Regions from separate parts of the Mus musculus genome. Here region 1 is linked to region 2. Evidence: chromatin loops called from intact Hi-C (ENCODE). Cell type or tissue: heart. All regions are shown on one strand.

Region 1 (5,000 bases), 50 kb before region 2:
TATTGACTACTTTATCTTTATCATACTTGAAACGAACACACCTACTTTACAGGAAGGTTCATCTCAAGAGTTTGTGCTCTTATGTCGCGTTTTGTCTGGCATTTAAGGTTTGTGCAGGTTGTAGGCAGCTGCAGAAGGTGTTACATGTAGTAAAACTTCCTGTGATTTTGCAAGCAAGGGCGGTCCAGTCTATCAGGAGCACCTTGTGACTTACAGAAGAACTGAGAGCAAACCAGAGCAGCTCACCCAACGGATGCACTGGGATTCCTAGACATGCATAGCTGACGAGACCCCAACCTGCTCTTTCATGGCCGTGGACAGAGCTCTTAAAATTGTCTCTTAATGTCTCCTAGGCACCAGCAGGAGCCAACCAAGGACCCTGTCATCCTCAATGCCCTTTTGCACATTTGCAAGACAATGCACGACTCCGTGAAGTAAGCTGCTCTTAAAACTGAATTGCACTGTAGCCGGGGTGCATGGGGCGGGGGGGGGGGGGGGGGGGGGGAGGTCGGTCATCTGTAAGCTGCTGCTGCAAACAGCTTGACCTGGTCTAGATTCCCTAAAACTGGGGCTGGAGAGAGGGTGCACGGAATCAGAGTGCTCTTGCTCTCGTGGTGGACTTGGGTTTGAGTCCTAGGACCCAGCTGTTGGCTCACGATCTCGTGTAACTCCAGTGCCAGGGGATCTGAAATCCTCTTCTCACCTCTACAGATTCCTGCACGCACATGGTGCATGTGAACTCATACACACTCACACACATACACAAAAAACAAGAAAAATTAAAAGAGATATCTGCTCACGGACTGGGGGATGGTTCGGTTGATAATATGCCTGTTGTGCAAATAAGAGGGCCTGGGTTTGGATTCCTGGCATCCATGTAAAAACCAGATGCTGCTGTGCACATCTCTAACCTCACTGGTGGGGATGCAGAGACAGGTGGGTTCCCCCAAGTCAGCCCAGCTATCAGAACGGAGAAGCTCCGGGTTCAGTGAGACCCTGCTCAAAACAGGGGCAGCACAATTGACAAAGACACTTGACATCAGTCTCTGTATCCTCTGCATGCATGTGCGAGCGCACACACCCCTATTGACAAGAACATTCCAGCCCTATAGAGCAAGGAGTATAGACCAACCTTGAGAAGAGAAATGAGATAGCGTATTATTTTTGCAGAGAGGTTTCTATTGGAAGAAGAGGCTACTCTTGTGCAAGTGAATTCCAATTCTGTGTCTCCTAGAGATTTCTTAGAGCAGTAGTTAGTATAGGGACAGCTCACCCAGCCAGTAGCATAGCCTCTTACTTTATCTTACACTTAGCTCGTTATTAAACATGCAAATGACATAGCTTCATTTCTTTTTTAAGAAAATGGTTTATTTTATGCGAATTGGTGTTTTTCCTGCACATGTGTCAGTGTGAGGGTGATGGATGGCTCTCTTGGAGCTGGAATTGCAATCAGTTCTGAGCTGCATTTGGGTTTGAGAATTGAACGTGGCTCCCCAGGAAGAACAGCCCGTGCTCGCAACCGCTGAGCCATCCTTCCTAGCTTTCATTTCTTACATTGCTTTATGTGCCCGGGTTGTTGAAAGCTCAGGTCTAGCCTCAGGCCGAGCCTTTTTATCAGAGGATGAGCTATCCCCCTCTGCGTTTTAGGGTTTTGTGTTTATAATCCAACCTGTACGTTATTTGTAGCTATTTTAGTCTCCAAAGAATTTTTGCCCAGCAGCTCGATTCACTGGGTGGGAGTGTTTTACGGATGGAGAAAGTTGCTTTGGGACTTCATCATCCACAGGATGTGCCCCTCCTATTAATTTTTAGAATCTTTATAACTGTGCCTTCAAATTCATGAGTAGTTATAAAAATCCAAATGTTATCAGTATTGCACTGTTGCCAGGTGCAGCTGCACACACTAGTAATCCCAGCACTTGGAAGACTGAAGCAGGAAGATCACAAGTTCCAAGTCAGACTACATGGTGGGACTTTGTCTTGACAACAACAGTAATAATGCATTTTCATAACAAATGAGCCCAGTAGACTTTAATTGAGCAAAAATAGAAATAAAAGCGCATATGTACTTACATTTGCAAGGTAGTGTTTGGCTCAAGAGACCACAGTGCACACTGATCGCTCTTAGGGACTTCACTCGAGGGTCTAGCTCCTTCTGTGTTGTTGCTGAGCCTTGCTACCCATCTTCCTGCTGGAAGGTGGCCTACCTCACCAGTCCACAGTCTGTGCCTTAAAGAATAGCAGCTTTCTCTGAGGGACAACACATGGAAGAGTCACACTTGACCTGCATCCACTTGATCAGACCTAGCAATGAGGAAGGCTGGATGATGCCGTCTTAAAGAACTAACTACAGGGCACCAAGCTGTACACTTGTAAGCCGAGTTCTGGATGCTTGGGCAGGAGGCCAGCCTGGGTCATATAATGAGACCCTGTCTCAAATACTAAAAACAAAAAGAACCTAGGGCACACTGAATGTCAAAAGAAAACGCAGTATTTGCTGAAACTTATTTTCCCTTATAATGAGCCAAATGAAACTTTCATCCTGTTTATTTTTGTTCCTGGAGATTAAGCCCAAGGCCTTGCCGAGTGCTAGGCCAGCACTCTGCTTCTGATCTCAACCACCAGGGCCACAGTTTTAAAGACTTTAAAAATGAATTTGGAGAACTACTTGTATGTATAATCAAAACGAGACTCAACAATTGGAAATTTGTATTTGTGTTAAATTTTCTGTCAATTATAAATGATATCTGTTTTCAAATGCATGCAAAAATAAGGTGGATTGCTGGGTGGGGATAGGAATGGGTAGTCACAGGGAAACAAACAAGGCAGGGCAGCAGGAGATGGTAGGTGTTTGATGGCGAGGGTCTGGGTGTTTGTTAGTCCTCTGGTGCGTGGTAGAATTTTTTGAAAATGAGAAGATGCCAGGTTTTCTCTGAAATATAAACTCTGATATTAGAGCTTGCTGCCTGAATTCCAAAGAAGGTTGTTTCTCTTGTGCTGTTGATAAAGACACTTTTCAGAACGGCAGGGTGTCTTTAGGGAGAGGAGACAGACATTTGGATTGTGTTCCCTCTGGTTAACACTTCTATCCAAAGATAGACAGGCAGCCTGTTGGGAGTTTCTGCATCTGGGCATTGCACAGGCGCCTCGGCTAGTTAAAGCGCCGGCCTCTGGTGCTCTTCTCTTCAGACGGCTACATTTGCTGCCCCTGGGTTAATTATGCACCATTATTGATCCTAGCGCTCTCACTCTTGAGGATGAGAAAAGGACGCTGGCCCACTTGATCAATGGATTTATAAAAATGGTAAGTCTGTGGGAAAGAAGCCTCAGTTCACTTGGGAGCATGATGTAATGTTTATCCCCTCTGCGCGGAGTGGCTTACAGTGTATTCCCCAGTGCTTTCCATTTTTCCTGAGATAAGATGGAATTAGAAATGTTTGCCAAGGCTCCCCCGGGGGCAGAGAGAGCCAGGATAAGCTGAGTGTGGGGAGGTGGAACAGGGACTTACTGGCTCCTTCGACAAAATGTACTTGAACGTGCCTGGAGAGTGGCTGGACCTGGGGTCTCCTCTGCTCCCACTCCTGTCTGTCATCTTCAGTTCCACCCTCTCCTCCCTTGCTTTCTGTCCCGTGCAGGCTTACTTCCGACCCTGTGGCCTAGCCAGATGGGCTCTTGCACGGTCTGGGACTGGAGCTTTTTGGATTAACTTGTGTACTAGTTATATTTTTCAATTTGGTTACCAAAGACCTGATAAAAGCAACGTAAGCAAGGGAGGGTTTCTTTTGATTCATAGTTGGGGAGTACAGTCCATCAGGATAGGGGTGGTGGTGGTGACGTCACCAAGCTAGGAACTTGAAGCCACGGTCCCTTTGTGTCCACAGTCAGGTAAAGAGAGGGCCAGGGGGCAGAAATGCTTTTGCTTAGCAGTTTCTCCTTATGTAGTTTGGGACCCCAGCCCAAGGAAGACAGACAGGTGCTGCCTACATTTAGGGTCAATCTTTTGATTTTTTGGGGGTTGGGAGGTTTGAGACAGGGTTTCTCTGTATAGTCCTGGCTCTCCTGGAACTCACTTTGTAGACCAGGCTGGCCTCGAACTCAGAAATCCTGCCTCTGCCTCCTGAGTGCTGGGATCAAAGGCGTGCGCCACCACACCCGGCTAATCTTTTGATCTTTATTTCCCCAATCTTGATAATACTTGATAAATATCTCAGAGGCCTGTTTCCCTACCGACTCTAAACTCAGTAAAGTTGACAGTCGTGATTAACCATCACAGCTTGGGAGGCCTGAGAGAGCCCTGGTGACCCAAATCATAAAGACCAAGAATGGAGAGGAAACAGCTGTTCTGTGGATCTCTGGGCAGAATGCCATGTGTGCGTACACGTCCCTTGTATTCATGTACTGCTGCGTGGTAGTTTTCCTAAGTGTGGAAGCCTGGACTAGCTGCGTCCTTCGTTTTTCCTATTTGATGAGTATATAGATGTAAATATTGTATTTTGTTTGTATCTCCCCATCACCCTCCCTCACCTCCCTCCCACTCCTTCCACCCTTTCCCAACAAGTCTGTCTCTTACTTTCATTTGGATTTTTTGTGACCCACTGAGTTCCATTGGCGTTCCTTGCATGAGCTTGGGTATGGAGTTGCTTACTGGAACATGAGCAGACTACCATGAACGCTGCTGACTCCTCCCTCGGCAGCCATCATCTGGCTTGTTCTCTTAGTTTGTTTGTACATCTGTGGGTTGACTGGACATCCTGGCTTCTCCAAAGGGTATCAGCCCATATGGCTCGATGGAGTATCCAGGAGCACCTTGCTGACCCTCCAAGGCTGTTGCTGGATGACTCTATTTTCCCTATCCACTCATGTCTTGTCATCTAGCAGTCTTGTTTTTATAACTCACATCATGCTGTCTTTCACGGGGGGGGGGGGTACAATATGAAAGCTCAAGGCTGCGGAAAGCCAACCTTAGATATATAGTGACCCTTCGCTCTATTCTGCTGAGT
Region 2 (5,000 bases):
GAGAAAGGGAAACAGCTCCCATTCCTTGGGAGCAGGAGGAAAGACAATTAAATGGCAGGAAGTGCAAATGCAGATGGCCTTACATTCAAATCCAAACTCCTCACTCAGTTTGACTCTATCACCCCACCTCTCTGCACGTCACTTTCCTTTTCTGGAAGGAAAGAACACATCCATCCTCAGAGAGGTGCCGGGAAAGCCCAGAGAAAAGGCTTTGAGCACTTGATTCCTTGTCCACCATCTCCCTGAAACCTCCAGACAGACCTATATTCAACAGATATTTACCAAGCGCCTACTCAAGCCAGCACTGCAAGACACAGCTGTGATCAAGACTTTAGCTGGCTTCCATGACATTTTTTTTTTTTTAAAAACCAGATGAAGCAGAGAGAACATCCAAGCAGTCTTCCACCAGATCCAATAAATGGCACAGTTAATAGTCAGCTCTTTCCTCTGGCTCATTTGTCGAGTGTTCCTGCTCTAGGTCTACAAAGGAATCCCCCTGTTCCAACTCTTACCATCCCAAGCTACTTAAACAACGTGGCAAAGAGAGACAAGCCCCAGCCAGGACTCCAAACTCTTGGGTCAAATAGAAACACTGGTACACTTCCTTGCTTTATACCCTTGGCCCCTCTGGACTCCGGTTTTATCATCCATATAAAGGCTGAACCAGAAGGTACACAAGTTGGGCTATCTCAGTCTACAAGACAGCTGCAAGCACTGTCTTCAGTTTCAAAGTGACTGCTAGGAATTAACATGTGGCCATAACACATGGAAACCTTCATTACCTGGCTTTCCTCGGGAAAAACAGAAGCACTTACGACAAGTGGCCGGGGATTCAATACATGGCTTTCACTATGATCACCAGTATGCTTCTTGCTACTCTGTGGACTAGAGACAAAACATGGGAGGCTTCTAAGGAAAGAGGTGGAAATTAAGGGTCCAGGAGCTTCTCTATCCTGCACCTCTCCTTGGCTTCGGCGCTAACATGCTCCACAAAGGATTCAGCTTGCTCTGGGCAGCTTCAAAGATCTAGGCCAGACTTGAGCCATATCAAGTCCACTCTCACCTTGCTTTAGGCGCACACCTTTAATCCCAGCACTCCGGAGCCAGAGGCAGGCAGATTTCTGAGTTCAAGGCCAGCCTGGTCTACAAAGTGAGTTCCAGGACAGCCAGAGCTATACAGATAAACCAAAAAAAAAAAAAAAAGAAAGAAAGAAAGAAAGAAAGAAGATGCCCCCACAGACATGTATAATCTTATACACCAATATTATGGTGGCATTTTTCTCAACTCCATAATATTGAACATGGTTTTCCAGTTTGACCAATAGGATGGTAGAGTCAACCCTTGAGGCAGAAGTGGAGGGTGACTGGGCAGCTGGATGAAACAGCTGCCTTGATATAACTCACTCAGCATGTGTACTGTAGGGCTGAGGCAAGGAAGTCACTCTCGCCAACAGAGACGACATAAACAGGACTTCAGGGATGATAATTAACAAGAAAACATAACTGGGCCTCAAGACATACTGACTTTTAGAGGACATAGGAAGGGGACTCACAAAGGAGAGAAAGATACAAGTCCCGACAGGCCAGTATCAAGTAAGACCATGATGATTCTACAGGATTAGGGCCAGTGATCACGAAAAATAACCCGGACAAAAAGGTCCCAGGCGTCAGCTTAACCCACTTCTTTGTTTTGCCACTCAGCCAACAGCAACATACTCTTTTCCATCCCTTTAACTGTACTTCACTCGCGAGAAGTGGAACCGAACCTACACTGCATCACCTGCAAACACAAGCTTTCTTCAAAAGCGCCTTGTTTTTGAGACAAAGTTTGACTACGTCGCTAGGGCTGATCTGCATCCCGCGTGCCGGGGTTATAGACGTGGGCCACTATGCCCAGTGTGAAGGCACTCTTAAATTCCCGCGGCAGCAGTGGATAGGGTTAGTGTGACCAATAAGCCTCACAGGCCTCGGAGACTGTAACTCACTAGGTCTCAAAGTCAACAAGGTGCAAAACACGGACTCGAGCCAGAGGAGCGTGTGCTGCCCTCACCAACCGCAGGCTGCTTGCTAGCCAGGATCATCCCCATGCCTACTCCAAGGCGGGACGGCTTGGAGAGAAACCGAGGGCTGCAGGCGAGTTGGGGGTGACTTATCTTTGTTTTCCTCTCCCCCAGCGTGCAGCACCTTCCTCGGGGCCCCGCACAAACCACCCGCACTCACCTGGTTCGCTAGCAGGCCAAGCGTCCCCGCGTGAGCAGCCGCGCAGCCGCGATCCGGAAGTCAGCTTCGACTTTCTGGCCCGCCCCCTCGAAATCCTTCTCCTTCCGGGTCGCGGCCTCCCGGTGCCCTGGGTTGCTGTAGAAACCGCGTCCATGGCGGCGCCGAGACTTGTATCCAGCCGCAGCGTGCTGCGTGAGGAGGCGAGCGGCTCCGCGGATTCGCCGATCACTACGCGCACGCCGGTGCCCGCAGTGTCGCCCGGGTCTCCCGAAGTGCTCGTGTCACCCCCGCAGGTCGTCGAGCCGCCGGGGAAGAGCCTATGGGATCAGATCTGCGAGGGTAGGCGCCCCGCCGCTGGTCGGGCCGGGCGGGACGCGGGCGGGACCCGCCGGGACGCGCGTTCCAAGCCTCTGTGCGCCAGGCGGGTGACGCGCGCGGGCGGAGGAGCCGAGCCTTAGGCCCACACGCGGAGAAAGAGGTTGGCGTATGTCTTGGATTCCGGTGCGACCTCAGGCAACAGGCTCGCAGAAGGAAACCCGGTCAGAGAGTTGCGTAGTGTGAAGCTTCAGGGTAGAGACCCGGACCGCCCGCAGATCGCCCGAGGAAGCAGGGAATGAATGAACTCTGTAGACAGGCTCCGGTGATACTCAGGAAGTATTTTGGTGTGGACAAATAGATTTTGATCTCCACTTGCCCCAAAGCCTTTCTGAAGCCCCACAAGCAGGCTAGATCACTTGTTCCTTTGTAGCCCACGAACCTTGGTCATGGGGTCTTGTAATAGTCGTACAGCGGGCATAACAATGGTACCTATGTCGTGGTGTTAGGAGGTAGAACCACGTAGTCACAGATCCTAGGTTACAGGAAGAGTGTTAGTTTTCCTTCATTCCAAAGCCTCCAGATCTCAAAGGCAAGAGACACAGATTCATTCATAATAAGTCCGCTGTCTATCCCTTCTCCCTTTTCTCTCGCCTTTTTGGACTACAGACTGGCTTCCAGCTGAGTATCCTCCTGCCTCAGCCTTCCAGCTACTGAAAGATTTTCATTCTTGTGGCATTGGCTGTCCAATACAACACTAATAGAACGTTCAATAATCTGTGCTGTTAAATGGGTTTGGGGTGTAATTTGGGACTGGCAGACTAGAAGAACCAAATTTCTTATTTTACTTAATTTTGATAAATTTAAATAGCAATATTTATGGAATAGTTCCAGGTCAGTAAATGTTTCGTGAATGGAAACAGTGAATTTGTCAGTGTATAGAGGGAAAAATGGTGACTTGGAAGAAGTGGTGAGTTCAGAGGAAGAAGAGAAGAGTCAGTCAGTCCTCCCAGACCACAGGGCTTGCATTACTCCTTCCCTGTAACCTTTGCTTTAGAGAAAAGGTTTCACCCTGATGTTCTTGTAAGTTCTACCCTTAGGGTCCTTACCCGAGGAACTATCTGCAGCAATATTCAGGTGTCTATATACTTACTGTCTTTCACCCAGAGGATTCACTTTTCCAAGCCAATAGATCTTCATAGTACAGTTTATTGTATAGTTTGATACTTTTCTTATTGCTGTGAAAAATATCTGACAAAAGCAACTCAGAGACTTATTTGGGCTCACAGTTTGAGGATATGGTACATCATCCCAGTGGGGGCTCCTGGCAGCCGGTCCCGTTTGCATCCACAACTAAGAAACAGAGATGGATTCTGGGGCTCAACTCACTTCCTTCCTTTTATTCAGTCCAGGACCACTAGCCCACAGCAGTGTTGCTGCCCCGTCAAATTGGTAATATCACAAGTAGTACTGGGGAAGGTGCTCTTTGAGGGGGATAATTCCTACCTCACAGGGCTGTAGTGGGAACCAAGTGAGATAATGAGAAGATGCTCTGGACTTTGAAAGGCTCAATACATGGTCATAAATATTGATACTTTTTTTTGTCTTTTCTTGTGGAATCAGTTTCTGTGGGGTGTGTTATACCTGGATAAAAGCAAGGACAAAGGGTTTTAGTGCTCTCTGAAAAGCAAGGGAATTGATGTCACTTACAAAATAATAGCTGTTGAGCAATGGGGGTAGAGATGACCTATTTTATACAAGGCCACTGTGACTTCAACCTAGATGACTGTCCTAGTTATTTTTCTGTTGCTGTGATAACACTGACCAAAGGCAACTTGGGGAGGAAAGGGTTTATTTCAGTTTACAGGTTCTAGTCCATTGTTGAAGAACACCAAGACAGGAACTCAAAGCAGGAACCTGAAGCACTGACCTCAGAAGAATACTAGTTACTGGCTGGCTCCCCTGGCTATTACTAAGCCAGCTTTTCTTACATAACCCAGGGCCACCTTCCCAGGGCTTGTATTGCCCACATTAGTGAACAATCAAGAAAATGCTCACAGAGATGCCCACACAGGTCAGTAGGTTTGAAGCGGTCCACCAGTGGAGACTTCCTCAGATAACTCTGGCCTGTGTCAAGTTGACTGCTGAAGCTAACTGGAAGAATGAATAATCTAATTCTGACACATATAACATAGGCTTGTAGAGTAAGCCTTTAGGGAGTGTATTCAGCTTCTTAGAGAAAGCATGATGCTGGGTGTTCTGTGTACATCTGTAATCCTAGCACTTGAGGGGCTGACACTAGAAGACCCAGAGTTTGAGGCCAGCCTGAGCTATATAGACTCTCTCCAAAGAGGCAAGAAAAAGGGCAGGGAGAAAAAGAAAAAGTGTGTATGCTTTCTGGTAAGCTTATCCCTGAAGTTAGTTATTACACTCTATTAGGAAAAATCCATTAAATAATGGTTGCA

The links. Peaks named below come from ENCODE experiments on the same cell type or tissue, not always from the same donor. Only the 100,000 strongest peaks of a DNase experiment are listed, where the experiment ranks them.
Region 1: a loop joins it to region 2, with 1.9 times the contacts of the local background. A loop is called at or near these places in 2 of 42 quality-filtered maps.

The regions. Positions count from the first base shown.
Region 1 is chr7:118,803,751-118,808,750 of GRCm38, forward strand. It overlaps Vps35l (VPS35 endosomal protein sorting factor like), which reads left to right. Exons shown (of 31, transcript NM_027815.4): 22 at 354-434; 23 at 3,241-3,304. Among named protein-coding and RNA genes, the nearest start is that of Gm26147, 26 kb to the right of the region's middle. In heart, a CTCF peak has its summit at 2,632; DNase peaks (open chromatin) are centred at 3,471 and 4,351.
Region 2 is chr7:118,853,403-118,858,402 of GRCm38, forward strand. It overlaps Knop1 (lysine rich nucleolar protein 1), which reads right to left and starts at 2,596. Exons shown (of 5, transcript NM_023197.3): 1 at 2,221-2,596. The coding sequence starts at 2,374. Iqck (IQ motif containing K) reads left to right here and starts at 2,350. Exons shown (of 9, transcript NM_001374605.1): 1 at 2,350-2,559. The coding sequence starts at 2,373. In heart, no CTCF peak of the experiment used is centred here; a DNase peak (open chromatin) is centred at 2,359; H3K4me3 peaks cover 2,297 bases; H3K27ac peaks cover 1,685 bases.